Regions from separate parts of the Homo sapiens genome. Here region 2 is linked to region 1. The links are chromatin loops, found by intact Hi-C in ENCODE. Cell type or tissue: Caco-2. All regions are shown on one strand.

What was found. A loop is a pair of places that touch in the nucleus more often than their neighbours do. Peaks named below come from ENCODE experiments on the same cell type or tissue, not always from the same donor. Only the 100,000 strongest peaks of a DNase experiment are listed, where the experiment ranks them.
Region 2: a loop joins it to region 1, with 3 times the contacts of the local background. A loop is called at or near these places in 1 of 110 quality-filtered maps.

What each region holds. Positions count from the first base shown.
Region 1 is chr13:26,448,211-26,450,710 of GRCh38, forward strand. No RefSeq gene overlaps it. Among named protein-coding and RNA genes, the nearest start is that of WASF3, 110 kb to the right of the region's middle. In Caco-2, no CTCF peak of the experiment used is centred here; a DNase peak (open chromatin) is centred at 1,041.
Region 2 is chr13:26,376,027-26,378,526 of GRCh38, forward strand. The region is part of intron 4 of CDK8 (cyclin dependent kinase 8); the gene reads left to right. Among named protein-coding and RNA genes, the nearest start is that of CDK8, 120 kb to the left of the region's middle. In Caco-2, a CTCF peak has its summit at 1,216 (motif pointing right); a DNase peak (open chromatin) is centred at 1,215.

The DNA of each region.
Region 1 (2,500 bases):
ACCTAGAGAGGCGCCAGCTCTGCTGGCCAAGAGAGTGCTTACATCACCCCTCCCCCAGTTCCAGGCAGTGCAGCTCACAGCTGCAGGAGAGACTCTTTCCCTCTGCTTGAGGAAAGGAGAAGGGCGAGTAAAGGAGGATTTGTCTTGCAACTTGGATGCCAACTTAACCACAGTAGAATAGGGCACTGGGCAGAGTCCTGAGGCCCCTATTCTAGGTCATACCTACAGGACATCTCTAGACTCACCCTGGGTCAGAAGAGAACCTGCTGGCTTGAAGGGAAGGACCCAGTCATGTCAGGATTCATTATCTGCTGACCAAAGGGTCCTTAGGCCCTGAATAATCAGCAGTGGTAACCAAGCAGTATTCACCATGGACCTTGGGTGACATTCAGAGCCATGTTGGCCTCAGGTGTGACCCAGCACATTCCTAGCTGTGGTGGCTATGGGGAGAGACTCCTTCTGTTTGAAGAAAGGAAAGGAAAGCATAAAGGGGACTTTATCTTGCAGCTTGGGTACCAGTTTGGCCACAGTGGGGTACAGCACCAAGCAGGCTACTAGGGTCCCCATTTCTAGGCCTTGGCTCCTGGATGGCCATTCTGGATCTGCCCTAGGCTAGAGGGGAGCTCACTTATCTGAAAGGAGAGATCGAGGCACGACAACATTCACCACAAGGTGACTGAAGGACCCTTGGGCCTTGAGTGAACATCGGTGGTAGCCAGGCAGTTCTTGCTGTGGGCCTGGGGCAGTGGTGGCCATAGAGAGAGAATCCTCTGCTTGAGGAAAGGGGAAGAAAGAGTAGGAAGAACTTTATCTTGGAGCTTGGGTGCTAGCTCAGCCACAGTAGAATACAGCAGCAGGTAGATTCCTAAGTTTCCTGACTCCAGGCAGGCCCTGGATCTTGAATATCATCTGTGGACCCATCTGGGGCTGGGAGGAGCTTGCCATCCTGAAGGGAAGGACACAAGCCTGGCTGAGCTTGCCACCTACTGACTGTAGAGCCCTTTCGCCTTGAGTGAGCATAGGTAGTAGCCAGGAAGTGGTCACTGTGGGCCTTGGGCAAGACCCAGTACTGTGCTGGCTTCAGGTCTGACTCAGTGCAGTCCCATTGCTGATGGCCACAGAGATGCTTGTGTCACCCCTCCCCCAGATCCAGGCAGCTCAGTACAGGGACAGAGAACCCATCTGAGAGAAAGTAAGGGAAGAGAACAAGAGTCTCTGCCTGGTAATCTAGACAATTCTCACACATCTCACCAAAGACCACCAACGTGGTGCCTCTGTGAGTCTGCAAGAGCCACAGAATTATTGGGCTTAGGTTTCCCCCTAATGCAGACATAGCTGCATTGACCAAAGACATATCAAAACACCCAAGTCCCTTCAAATACTTGGAAAGTCTTCCCTAGAAAGACAGGTTCAAACAAGCCCAGACTGTAAAGACTACAATAAATACCTAACTCTTCAAAGCCCAGACACTGACAAATATCCACAAGCATCAAGGCCATCCAGGAACACATGATGTCACCAAATGAACTAAATAAGGCACAGTGATCAGTCCCAAAGAGAGTGCAATGTGGGACCTTTCAGACAGAGATTTCAAAATAGCTGTTTTGAGAAGGATCAATAAAATCCAAGATAATATGGAGAAAGTATTCAGAATCCTATCAGATAAAGTTAACAAAGAAATTAAAATAATTTAAAACAAGCAGAAATTCTAGAGCTGATAAATGTAAATGACATATTGAGGAATGCATCAGAGTCTCTTAATAGCAGAACTGATCAAACAGAAGAGCTTGAAGACAGGCTATTTGAAAATACACGGTCAGAGGCAACAAAAGAATAAAGAATAAAAAAGAATGAAGCATGCCTACAAGATCTAGAAAATAGCCTCAAAAGGGCAAATTTAAGAGTTATTGGCCTTAAAGACGAGGCAGAGAGAGAAACAGGGATAGCAAATTTATTCAAAGGGATAATAACAGAGAACTTCCCAAACCTAGAGAAAGATATCTACATTCAAATAGAAGAGAGTTACAGAGCACCAAGCAGATTTAACTCAAATAATATTACTTCAAGACATTTAATAATCAAAATCCCAAAGATTAAAGATAAAGAAAGAATCTAAAAGTAGCAAGGGAAAAGAAACAAAAAACATATAAAGGAGCTCCAATGCATCTTGAAGCAGACTTCTCAGTGGAGTGTCTCAGAGTGGCATGACATATTTAAAGTGCTGAAGGAATAAAACTTTTTTTATCCTAGAATAGTATATCCAGCAAAAATATTCTTCAAACATGAAGGAGAAATAAATACTTTTCCAGACAAACTAAAGCTGAGTGATTTCATCAACACCAGGCTTGTCCTACAAGAAATGCTAAATGGAGTTCTTCTATGTGAAAGAAAAGAACATTAATGAGCAATAAGAAATCGTCTGAAGGTTCAAAACTCAACGATAATATTAAATACACAGAAAAAATACAAAATATTATAACACCGTAATGGTGGTGTGTAA
Region 2 (2,500 bases), 72 kb before region 1:
ACAGTATAGTTAGTAAAAGTAATACACAAACATCTAGATTTGTCAAGGAAGTAATACTTGGGAAGATAGTAGACAAAGCAAAGTTAGTTTTGTTATACCACCAAATCTATAAATTAACATCGTTTAGAATAATAATTGGAATTAGAGTGATTTTCAGATTTCAATGTAAGCTAGGTTCGCTTTTTTAATACATCAAGTTAAATTAATAATAATGAAAGAAAGGAACTATTTTGAAAGCTAAAAGTTTTCGATACTGTCTCTGTGCCTTGATACTTCTCCTTTAAGATGCATTTGGTCTCCTTGATGTTATTCAGCCTTCTAGTCTTCAGCTTAGTTATCTCTTCTTTCTTACTTGACTCATTAGAATTTGTTTAAACTGTTATAAAATTTTACAGCTTTTCAAAAATGCAATTAATCAGATTTGAAAAAAATCCATTTCCATCTATTAAAAAATATATACACATGTTAATATGTGTACACATTCTTTATTAGAAGTAAGTTGTATCTGTGCCCAGCAATTGAAAAGTGTGTTTTCTCTTGCCATGCAGTTTTTGTACTGTACATCCATGTTGCATTTTTAAGGAAGTAATATTGCCTGTGCTAGGCTCTGCTACAGGAAGTAAATGATCTTTGTGTCAGTGAAAATAGAAGGTTCTATCCCATATTGATCTCTTAGCACTTAAACTAGTGTGCTATGCCTCAGTTGCCTAAAATAGGCAGCTTAAGAATTTTGTAATTTAAAAACTCAAAACCCCATAGTATCTGCAGAAAAAAAAGAAAAAACCCTTGGGTTTTAAGGATACTAATTTAAAGCTAATCTGAACAATGTTTATTATTTTAAATATGTTTGATGATAGACCATTGACGAAAGACCATTTTAGTTTAACTTGGTATTAATAGAAATAGACGAAAGCAAAAGGTAGGGTTAGTAGAATGGATTAGAGAAAAATAAGAGGGAATTATAAAAAGAAAATGTCATCTTTTATTAGCACTATTACTCTTGTGAAGTTAGTCCTTGTTTTATAAAATATTTTGATTTGCATTGAAGATGACAGTCAAATAACTTTCATTCCCCCTGAAAGGGGACTTCTTAAGTAAGTCAGAAACTAGTTAATATCCCTATGATTTTTGAGTACTGCCAGTGTGTGGCACATTCTGAGTGCTCCCTTTATCCCCCAACAGGGGGTGCAGCCCCAGCTCTGTGGCTTTTGCATGCAGGATCTCAGTGAGTCCTGAAGGCACTCTGTTCCTCAGATGCCAGGCAGCCACATCTGTGAAGCTCTCCCATTCCTGAATTTATCTCACCCATTTAGCCTAGACTATGACCTCTTAGAGGGCAGGAACTGTTTGTTTGTGTCTCTGTTGATCCTCAGTGCCTCTTAATTCAGTGAACATAAGAATGAATGTATAGTACTTGAACTGTTTACTATAGAGAATGAAGTTAGGTGTTTATAAGTAACATACATGTTGTTTTTATCAGGAAACAGAATTGGTTAAGAATTCTATGCTTTTTTTTCAAATTTAAACAGAGGAAGGCAAGAAACAACTTTACTAGAAGTGGGTAATTTCTCCTTGAGCTTAAGGTGTTCAGCAGTACTAGTGGAGTAAACTTCAGTATTAGAGGTAAAAAATTCATACCCCTGAAAAAAAGAGGAAAAACTGTATTATAAAGATTTCATCACTGGATTTCCAGGTTTATCTCTATCACTTAACTCTTTAGAAGATTACAGTAAAACAGTTTGTAAAACTTACTGAGTATGTGTCTATTTAAGACTTTGCTGCCTGCTTTTGAATCTCATAGGACTTTTGAAATGTGAGATATGTGTCAGTCCCTTCAGTGTGTATTATACAAAATAATCATAGAGTAACTAGAAAGTTTACCACCAGGCTGTGTTATTTACACATTTGTGGAAGTTTAATTCTGGACAAATGACAGAGAAAAGCACTGACAATATAGTTTCTTATGGATCATTGTCTTCTTTTAATAGAGAGATCCATCAAGAATCAACTTTTCCTGTTGACTCAAAATCTCCAATTTGCCTTGATACATTAGTAAATATCTGAAGACTTCATTTCACCCCTGGAATAAAGTTATTGCCGTTAACTTGGCAGATGTGCCACCATTCTCCACTTCCTATGTCGGATAGCTCTGATAAATGCTGCATTTTCTTCATCAACCCAGTTCTTGTCTTTTTCAAGATAGAGCTTTTTGAATTCTTTATTTTTCCATCAGAGTTGGCTCCTAAAACGAAACCAATTTGCTATCCTTGGTGTATGCCAAAATCATTGGTGCACTCTCCTCCAGCATGACATGCTGGAGAACAGAAAGCTTCTGCCAGAATGGTTGTCTCTGCAATACAAACATCTGCTTTAGGAAATATCAATGAGTTTTTTGGGAGTGCAGCAGCAAAAAGAAGAAGAAAAGCCTGGGAGAAATAAAACAACAATTAGATAAGGGAACCCATTGCTTCAAACAGTAGTATCTCATAGATTTATATCA